Regions from separate parts of the Homo sapiens genome. Here region 1 is linked to region 2. Evidence: chromatin loops called from intact Hi-C (ENCODE). Cell type or tissue: heart left ventricle. All regions are shown on one strand. Each heading gives the region's core, and the rest is flanking DNA. Links, peaks and the distances in the headings are about the cores only.

The links. Hi-C counts contacts between places; a loop is a spot of excess contacts. Peaks named below come from ENCODE experiments on the same cell type or tissue, not always from the same donor. Only the 100,000 strongest peaks of a DNase experiment are listed, where the experiment ranks them.
Region 1: a loop joins it to region 2, with 2.3 times the contacts of the local background. A loop is called at or near these places in 8 of 110 quality-filtered maps.

Annotation. Positions count from the first base shown.
Region 1 is chr2:144,935,348-144,940,741 of GRCh38, forward strand. The region is part of intron 3 of TEX41 (testis expressed 41); the gene reads left to right. Among named protein-coding and RNA genes, the nearest start is that of LINC01966, 56 kb to the left of the region's middle. In heart left ventricle, for the core only: no CTCF peak of the experiment used is centred there; no DNase peak of the experiment used is centred there; H3K27ac peaks cover 3,366 bases.
Region 2 is chr2:144,995,094-145,000,487 of GRCh38, forward strand. The region is part of intron 3 of TEX41 (testis expressed 41); the gene reads left to right. Among named protein-coding and RNA genes, the nearest start is that of LINC01966, 120 kb to the left of the region's middle. In heart left ventricle, for the core only: no CTCF peak of the experiment used is centred there; no DNase peak of the experiment used is centred there; H3K4me3 peaks cover 713 bases; H3K27ac peaks cover 4,436 bases.

The DNA of each region.
Region 1 (5,394 bases), core at 238-5,237, 60 kb before region 2:
CACCATTAGAGCTGCAGCAAGCTGTTCGTCAGAGTCATCTTTGGTGACTATCTGCCTACAGGCATTCCTTTGCACTCTGGGTGTAGCCCTCAGTGCTGGGCTTACAAAGAAGACGACACAAAAGCAACCATGAAAAGTAAGTAGAGTTGCAGTCATTTACTGGCGAACTCAGCTGGCCAATAAACCCAAACATGTTTATGCGGCAGAAAAGTTTCTCTTAGATTACAAAGCCTGGCTTTTGAATTTAGGGACACCAAGGCTGATAGTCAGTGACCAAAGAAATTAGTCCCATCGAGAAGAGAAACAGGACAGAGCAAGTAGCAGAGAGATGAACAGGAGATGATGGCTTTACTGGATTACTAAAAAGATTTAGGGCCATTATGATGAGGAGGAATTAGGGAAGACCTGAAGAAATAAAACTCATACTGGAATTTGTAACAGAGTTTAGCTGATGTGGGTATAGGCACAAGAAAAGAGGAACTGGTCACTAGGAATCAGGAATTAAGAAGGTTACACATGACATGATAAACCTCTGCAATGATATCTACCACAACAAATTACAACAGTTAATGTTTATTGTGGGTTTTGTGTGTGCTAGTCAGTGATTTAGGGACTCAATGCTTACTATATCACTTAGTCCTTAAAATAACCCCATGAGGTAATTGAGATTATTATCCCCATTTCACGTGAAAGAAACGGAAGCACAGAAAGATAAACTAAGCAGTTGCACAGTTAGCCAGCAGTACAGTAGAATTAGAACACAGAAATCTGAATTGCAGCTAGCACCCCTAAGACTAGAGAGATGGGCTTATATTTTCTCAGGAGTCTGAGAGGCTGTGAATCCACATGGACTAAAATCAGACCTATACCCTATGTTGCAAAAATGACAACTCCTTTGCTTATTTTAAATTTTAAAATTAATGATGGGTTGATAGGTGCAGCAAACCACCATGGCACACGTTTACCTATATAACAAGCCTGCACGTCATGCACATGTATCCCGGAACGTAAAATAAAATAAAAATTTAAATCAAATGTCTATTGTGATTTGGTGCTTTAAATAGAAACCTGAAGTCCTCTGAGCTTGGGTCATGCTGCCCCAAAACTTTTATAAATGGCTTCTAAAATTACAACCTTTCTAGATGTGGAATGTTCCTGCTTTAAAGAGTGATGGTTCATCCTTGCTAATTATTTCTGTTTGTTGACATACATGCTTTGTGCAAAGTTTCTGAAAGTTTGAATTCACAGTCTCCTGGATCTTGCTGCTCCCAGGAGACAGTGATTCAGATTTGATGGTTCAGGGAGAGGACAAGCCATGTATGTCCATAGAAGGCCACCGCCAAAACTCACTCATTCACGAACTAAATAATTCACTCACGAACTAAATAACTCACTCACTAACTAACTGGAGTTCAGCATTGCGGGAATTATAGGGTTGGCACCCAAAGGAGGAAGAGAAAACACTTCTTGTTGCTTTCAATCATTCCTTGTCTATATGCTTTATTTTTCTCTTGCCTTAGTCTAGTCACAAAAACTACAACTTTGAATTAGTAAGGAGCAGAGCTGTGAGTTAAACCTATGCAGTGTGGCTTACGGTACCCACATTCTTAACTACTCACTCTAGAGCCTGTGAACCTGAGAGAGTTACTTTCTTTTGGTAAACTTCAAAAAAATTCCATCTCAATTGCTTTGGCAACTATTAACCTGAAACTTTCTTACATGCAAGGCAAGTTGAAAAATGTGGTTAGCTTTAAGGTAAAGGGATCTTTTCAGGACAAAACTACACATTGATGGAGTTCTAGGTCACAGTTTTCAATGATATGCATATATACAGATAAGATCCAACCCTTAAGTGGCTGTGAATTATGGATTAGCTCAAGCATGTGCAATTCTATTTAAGATCTATAACAAAAGATCTTTTCTTTATGACTTATGTAGCTGGAGGCATTTGCACACTGTAGTGAGACAGTGTGGAATCAGTTGGTCCAAATCAGTTGGTCAATTCACTTTGAGCATGCTAATGCAGAACTAGAAAGATGCACCACTTTGCTTAAAAAACCCCAATGTCTAAAGCATCTCTTGACAATTAGGGGTGGGTTACCTGCCTGCCCTTTCAAAGCAGTGCTTACGTAAGTGACTGTCCAGTGATTTTACAAAGGTTTCTTAGATGACATCTATCTCCCTCCTTTCTTGGATTGATAATTTCATTAAAAGCCATTCTACTATTGTCATTTTGCTATCTCCACTTTAATGTGGTCTGTGGTGTTCATTAGATCCAGCATGTTAATGGCATCAGCTGGGTTTAGGTTTGATTGCAGCTGAACCTCACCCTTGCTAATCACTTAGCTAACATATGCCAATATCATGGTACCTAATGACTCCTTCAGCAGAGACTCCTTTATATTCCTGTATCTGCGCCTCTAAAAGACCAGAGTAACATGGATTATCCGTGTGAACTGCAGGATGGGGAGAGTACCGATGGCTTTCTCTCTTTTGGATAACAACATGTGTACTGGGTTCAGAATCTTTTAGCTTGGTTGGCCTTTTTCAGGGATCCTTTTAAATCTCTTCCTTTTCCTTAATGAGGTTGTCACATGCGGCAAAAATCACAGGCTTGCAAGTCCAAAAGAGGAGAGACTTTTTCATTTTGCTGCTTAATTTGTGAATCCATTTCTAGGCCTTAAAGTGGAATATCTCAGAGTAATCTTCGTTTGCTTTCTGCAATCTCATTGTTCCCTGGGGACACAGAGTGAGTCCAAGAGCCAGTGGGAAAACATTGCAGATCTACTGAGAACAGTACACTGCTCTTTCGAATCGTTGGTATTCTGAGATAATTTTGAGTTTTATATCTTGTTTTTGGTTTCCTTTGATATCTGAGACCTGAATAAAAGGCACTGTTCGATCTCTTTCTTTCTCCCTTTTCCCCAAATGTCATTACAGAGGGAAAGATGAGGGCCTAATATTGAGGGCCTGCTGGCTTGGGGAGTGTGGGGGAACAGCAGAGTGTGATGGCAGAGAGTAATTCTGCTTCAGGGAGGATACTGCCCAATTTTTTAAACTTAATAGGATTAGTCATGGGAACTATTTTTAGCAGAAGTTCAACTTTATCCATGTATTTTAATGTGGGAAAATTGTGTCCTTTTCCCTCTGCTAATGTTTGATGTATTCCAGCCCTCCTGTGAGCATGTTTGAGTATCTTAGGGGATCTGGAGTGGAGGAGAACTTCCTCTCGGATTCTCTCTGTTTTCTTTCGTGAAAATGACATTCCAAAGCTGTTTCACTTTCTGACAGGAAATGGAGCCTTGCCAAAAATGATTAAAGTCCAAGAAAGCATAACAGTTCCAAAGCTACAGCAGTTCTTTAGGAGTCCTGAGTTTGACATTGTGTCAAACAAATGTGAAATATTGTTTAATAAATTTGAATAATACAGAGATAGGAAAAAATCATTCTTGGCTTATAGCAGTAGTGGTTTGTATTAAGTATGGAAAAGACTACCTACATCTAATAAGTTGAAATACATACGTAAATATACTTGTATAAGGTTAACTCAGCTTATGACTTTATTCCACTGTATACTAGATATATGTGTGAGACAAAAGTCTTATTTGAAATACATGTAAGTTTAAAAATATGTGTGTTTCTCAAATGTTGAAGGTAAACAACCTCTGGTTATGTGATCTAACCCATTCATAATAGATTACTATTTTTAAATATTTCACAATGAATTCAATAAATTCATCAGTAAAGTCACTTAGACCCAAATAGTTTTATTTAAAAGGGTGAAACAATAATTGAAAACTTTAGTCAATACTGAAATCATAAGCTTAAAAGGCTTTTTATATGAAAAGAGTCTCAATTATTTCACTGACAAACCCAGTTGTTTTTATTTTTCCACCAGAGAATTATGCATTTATGTAGATAATTATGTACCCTTCAGCAAAATAAAACTGGACAAGAAAAAAATCTCTCTCCAATCAATAAAATATAGCACTTCTCTGAAAAAAAATCTTTGCGTGAAACACTTTTAAAATTTTGTTTTTAAAACACCTTTAAAAATTATTTAAACAAACCAATTTCATCACTCATTTCTCTCACTTTTTTGGTCTATATTTGGAATATATGTTTTTAGTACAAGAAGTTCAATCTTTTTTGTATTCACTGACATTTGATGAATACCACAATTCATGACCACTTTTTAGACAAGTTAAATTGATTAGAGAAGTCATTCATTGTCACTGAGTACCATTTGTCACTTCATAAACAGCTACAATCTGCTGCCTACAAATGCAGAGAGACCGCCAAATAAATCACATCAAACGGTGGGAGTAGATACTATCCCTTCATCTGTAATTGGTACAGCCCTCTCCTGTCACATTTGTTCATTCTTGTGATTCTGGTGTGGATTGACACTGACACAGACCGGGCAGCCACTGTCTCAGACGATAGAGAGTCTGTGCTTTGGTGATGTACATGCTAATAGATACCCATCAGAATATTACATTAACATCACCAGTGTATCAAACGTACAACTTAACCATCTAGATATCTGATGAGATGCCCATATAGACCTATTCTAACAGGAGATAAGCTCTGTGGCTTTGAAAAGAAATTGATAGATGCCAAAGGAAACACATGATTAACAGATATGCAAGAAAACAAACAAGCGTAGTTTGCATGTCTGTTTCATTGGACAAAATTGTCAAGCTCTAAAGTTTAATTTCAGTCACATTTTTATAAAATATGATAAATATATACACCGTGGTTTTGCTAATTTCAGAACATCTTTCATTTTAAGAATTATTTTTATTTCCATATCGAACAAAAATGGCACTGTTACAGTTAACACTTGATATTATCTTCTAGATTGAAGCTTTAATGAAAATCTGCTTTCTTAGGGTCAGGACTCTTTCACCCTGCATATTTGTGCTTGTGAACGTGTGTGTGTTTACACAAGTTTCCCTATATATTATAGCATATGCAACACTAACATTAAAAATTAACATAAATTAATGAAGACAATATACTTCCATAATGTCAAATCTTTAAACACTGTAGACTCCAGGGAAATGGAAATGGACTTCAGTTGTTGCTGAAACGTCTCTAATATATTGTATTCCACTCTGCAGAGATAATGGCCATGTCTACATGACAAACTGCAAAATTCAGTATCATATCAGATCTAGATTTTTTAATGGATTTTTTACTAGTTGCCAGAAATTTTGCATATATTATCTCATTCCACTTTTGCAGCAAGTGAGAGAGGTGGGTATTTTATTCCCATTTCATAGATGAGGAAATAAGGCACCAAGAAGATAAATGATGTGCACAGAATCACCCAGAAAGAAAAAGAACTAAGATCCTGAGCTCAGGACTGTCTGGCTCTAAACCCCTTTA
Region 2 (5,394 bases), core at 311-5,310:
ATGCATGTAGACATGTATATTTTCTCTTACATACCTGCAACTAATTCTTTCCCTTATTCTTTTCTTTTCTTTTTTTTTTTTTTTTGGAGACAGAGTCTTGCTCTGTCACCCAGGCTGGAGTGCAGTGGTGCGATCTCGGCTCACTGCAACCTCCGCCTCCCAGGTTCACGCCATCCTCCTGCCTCAGCCTCCCGAGTAGCTGGGACTACAGGCGCACACTGCCACGCCTGGCTAATTTTTTGTATTTTTAGTAGAGACGGGGTTTCACTGTGTTAGCCCGGATGGTCTTGATCTCCTGACCTTGTGATCTGCCCACCTCACCCTCCCAAAGTGCTGGGATTACAGGCATGAGCCACCACACCCGGCCTTTTCCCCTTATTCTTTAAACAATAAAAACAAAACCACAAAATGCAAGTCAGTAATTAATATTGGTAGTGATCTAGATAATGAGAGTTTTTTAGTATAGTTACAAACGAAATATTTGAGTATGCTCTGTAGATGCTTCGTTGGTTTATAGCTTGTTGTTTCACATAATTGTGAAATAGTGAAACATTTATCATTGTGTTAAAGTTAGAGCTATTTGGCTATTTAAGAAATTTTAGAAAATGATGAAATAACTGTCTCATTCCAACTTGAGAAGCAGTTACTCAATGAGAATATGATACTGAAACCAATGAAAGTTAATGTGTGAGTGGTGAGATAACAAAAAAAAAGAAAAAGAAAAAACACAAGCCGAACAACAACAAAATATTATCCAATAATGTTTTAGCTACCAATATAGATTTTTCTATTGATATGAGTAGAGGGTGGGCATTTAAAGTCACTTTCACTTTCAGATCAATCCTATTTTGGTTTATTTCCAAATCCAAATAAAAACAATAAGGTTCACCTATTGGCCAGTGATTTATTAAAGAATCTGACGATGTATCTAGAACAACTTAGAAGGCTGTTTTATAGGGAGTTATTCTAAAGAAATTATTTGGAAGTTGTCCGTCTTGAATTTACAGCCAAAATTTTTATTCCCTTTGTGATCTAAGTGGAATAGATCCATCTTCTGCTCCAATTACTGGTCAATATGTCAGTCAGATCAAATGCCACTAATAAGATGCTAAAAAGTGCTTTTGAGGAACATAGGGATTTCTTTAATAAGGCGTGAAGTATTTTTTAATCCGTTTCTTCCTTGTTAAAAGCCTATGATTCTCACAGATTGTTCTGTCATGATGTGGTTTTGATCCTTTATGAGAAGGAAAAACACATGGTGGAATTCTGAAATATAAAGTTAAAAATTGAGTCCAGGTAGCCTCCTCAATAGCAGCCCTACTTGAAATCTTGCGTAATAACACGATCCCTTCTGGAAGTACTGTGACGAGCAAAATGGGGAAGATTTTTAAGGAAGCCTGTGAAAATATGTGGAAAACTCTTTTCTTTATGAATTAAATTTTCAGTACTTGCTTTTGACTTATAAAGAATTAGGTTTCTCATATTCTGAATAAAGTCCACAAACTCCAGAATACCAAACCAATGAGTAATCATGGGAACTCTATAAAAAAACAAAGATAATGTTGCCCTGGAGAAGAAACTGCCTTTTTTAAAAAAATTTATTTAATGTGAAATATCATTGCTTCAGGGCATAAAAGCAAAATGACCAATCTCTGAATATTTCCAGTTCCCTCATTTATCTCATTATTTATCAGTCTTTCTTCCCATCTGAGCACAGCAATTAAAATAAATTTAATTCCATCATAGCTAAATGGAATAGGTACAACAGTGAGAAACATCCTAAGAGCAATAGCAAGGGATAGAGATAGGTAGTGGGTGGTGACAAGATCATAGCCATCTGCCCGCTGCATGGAAAATGAATTGGAGAAGGGTTGGGGTGGGGGGGTGAAACTAGAACAGATAATGTACTATCACGGGCCTCTACATGTGGCACAGTGGTGGCTTGGATTAGGGTGGTAGAATTGGTGATAGAATTGAAATTGAAAAATACTTCATGAGTAAAGGTGTAAGGCATTATGTTGGGTTGGATATAGGGCCGGAAGTCATGAGCATTGCTTTATATTCTTCAGTAGATGGGAGATAATACTGGAAGCAGGTCAGGTTGGAGTGAAGAAGATATAGGGATAATAATAACAAGCTGGTTTGGGACATTTGGAGCATACTAAATCTTTTTCTCCTTTCTGTTCCATATTCCATCCACATTGTCATGTCCCCATAAAAGGTAAATAAAGAACCACCGAGGGTGTGACCCATATCACTCTATTTAATCTCAGACTGGCAGAAATATTAAAATTATATTTCCTTTATGTGTGTATGTGTCTATAACACACAGATAGACACACCTAGCTATGTACATCCCTATTCTGTCTGTGTAGCATCATGATGAAAACAAAACAAAACAAAATTCCGTATTTCTCAACATCCCATCACTGTTATGTTAAAGCATTGAAAAATTTCATCGTGGTGCTTTTCTCAATTAATATTTATAGAGTTGATTTTATGACTCTCTCAACAAAGTGACCAAAATATTAGTTATATTTACAATAGTTATAAATAAGTGCTTAGATCCAAAATCACACAGGAAAAGTCTTTGTCTTATTTTGTGTCATATTCTCCTTCCTCCTTGTCATTAAATAAAAATCTCAATAACTGTCATTTAACTAATGGTTTATATAGGGAGCCTTCTTCTTAGAATTGCCAATAGTCAAATAGATCTTGATAGCACTTAATTTTGAGTATTTGGGTGCAAGAAGTTCCACAAATGGCTTTTCTACTCATATTTTTAAGGGTTTCCTTCTCTCTTCCAGAGACTGTTTCTTCTGCGTGAACTGTAAAAGGACCTCTTATGCTTTATCTTCAAGCCCAGCAATGAATGTAAGGTTCAGAAAATTTGACAGATATCCCCCTCCACGACTTATCTTTTAAATGAAAAATAAATTTAAGAGCAATACCAAATGATTTTGACCAAGTTTGGAAAAAAATGTACTTGTTTAGATCTGTCTTTGCTGGCAAAATGATGGAAATTTGTGGTAAATATTTGAATACCATTAAGAAAACCTAATTTGAAGATTCAGGCTCTCATTGTCTACTATATGATGTGCCTGCTCCTTGGCAGAGCATTTAAAGTGTTCCATAGCATACCACCAGGCTACTCTTCTATCTTTATCCTTGTCCATGAGACAAATGAAACTGCTTGTCATTCTCTACTTTTCCTAATTATGTTCTCTAGACCTGAAATCTTTTGCTGTCTTACCAGATCACTTTCTTTCTCACCTTTCGTTCAAAACTCTCGTATTCAACACTCTCCAAATTTTGATGACTTTTCTTTCAAGGCCTGTCTCAAATGCTATTTCCACCATAACAGTGTTTTGCTATTTTTCTTAAGGCATTTTTCATAATTTGCTACTTTAACTTTGTAAAACTCATGCTTATTCCTGTATTTGTTACTCTGCTTATTGTAGTGACTTGCACATGTCATGCAATCAGTAAATATTTTTTGAATTAAGTTGAATCACCCCTGCTGACAACTCCTATTTACGTAAGACATTGGGAAATTATTCAAATCACAGAATCATCTTGTTTGCATCGACAAAGGTAGTCTACCGGGCTCTCTCCATTATATTGCCTCATTAGGCCTCATTCACCAAACATGAGTTGAACACCTACTAATTGCAGCATGCTGTGTTGCTCTGTCCTGTAAACAGGACCACGTATAATTACATAATCATACATCAGGAAAAATATATAATTATGTGCATCTCACATATTCAAAATAACTTTCTAAAATAAAATAATTAGACTAACTTGATATCAATTAAATCTTGTCCAAATAAAGACTGAATATTCAGCTTTGTTCAATCTCTTGTGAATGCTGATAAAGAGAGTCAATCTTTCCACTTGAGAAAAACAATTATCACATATCTAACCCAGGCACTCATTTATTCAATAATTTTCTCTACCAAAATTCATACGTAAAGAAAAATGTGTTTCATCTCAGCACCTTGGTTGGTTTTCAAAGACGCTTATTAGGATTTGGTTTCACAGTCTCTGATTTTAGATAGGTCTCTTAGGATTGGTTATAAGAGCTGAAGCCTCGGAGGCAGCAAACAATTGTGGAAAATCTGTGAAGTAATGTTGTCCTTGCAACATTTTCCGGCCTACTTTTCAGGACCCATGGGATTCAGATAAGCACTAAGTGTGTGTCCAAAAAAAACCACTGAGGTTTTTAAGCCACTGTCCATCCTTAGTATAACTTTTTCATGAAAAATTAACTTAATAGAATACACTCTTTTTCCATGATTAAAAAACTTAAGAGATCAGGGACTACCTGGGCATGTGTGATCTGACAATTCACTGTTTTAATTTAAAATGTCCAGGCAGTATTGCATTCATAAAATGACCGCACTGATATGTAAGCCAAAAAGCATAAGAAGTGCATTATGGGTAAGAAGTTTATTTTTGTTATTCTTTTGAAATCTTCAGCTGGTATTAAAAACAGATCTTTTGAGCTAGAACAACAGTCGTACAGGTAGACTTCCTACTTTTGGAAAAGATCTGGTCTTTAGCTTATGGGAACCGAGCCGAAGCAGATGTGAAAAGTTCAACTAAAGGAAGAACAGATTAAATGCACTTTTGTGGTTGAAAAACCAAAACAGATGTTATTATTAAACCACAGAAACCTGGGTGCATTTAAGTAACACTAGGTGTCTGAATTTTACATTTGTATTTAAAATAATTAAGGCATTTTAAAGCCACAGAGGCTATTGTGTGCTATCAAACTCTTAATGTTCAAATCAAAAAGTTTGCATATTAAAAAACTCTCAGAAATATTGAGTGTCTGCCATTGTGTTTGTCATCATCTGAAAATGAGAAAGAAAGCATCTGACAATTAAAAACAAAACCTTTTGGTGATGTTTACATTATTTTTCAAAAGCATTTTGAAACCATTCATTTGTGTACTTTTGTTTTTTACATCTTTAGATAGCAAGCAACCCTGAAATGTCTAGATTACTGTTTTTACAATGTAAATCTTAGAGAGATTAAGTCACAGAACAGAATTAAGATGTTGCCAATATATGAATTCACAGGCCGTTGTTCCACTAACTGGAATACTTCCCTACTCATGACAGCCTCTACCATGGGATACAAAATGGTGTGGGAAAGCAAATACAAATCAAAATTGTCCCACACATTCATGCCTACACTTTGATATTTAATTTTGAATTTCTCCATAAATTTTGTTCTAATATGCCCTCTCTCTACTTCAATCCAAAGAGGTTAAAAGTCCAAATCAAAAGCTGTTGTCCTGTGAAAAATCCTGTACTAGAGAAAAGCCAACAGAGAGAGAGGGGGGGTGGAAAAAGGAAAGGTAATAGTGATTCATTTCATAGTTAG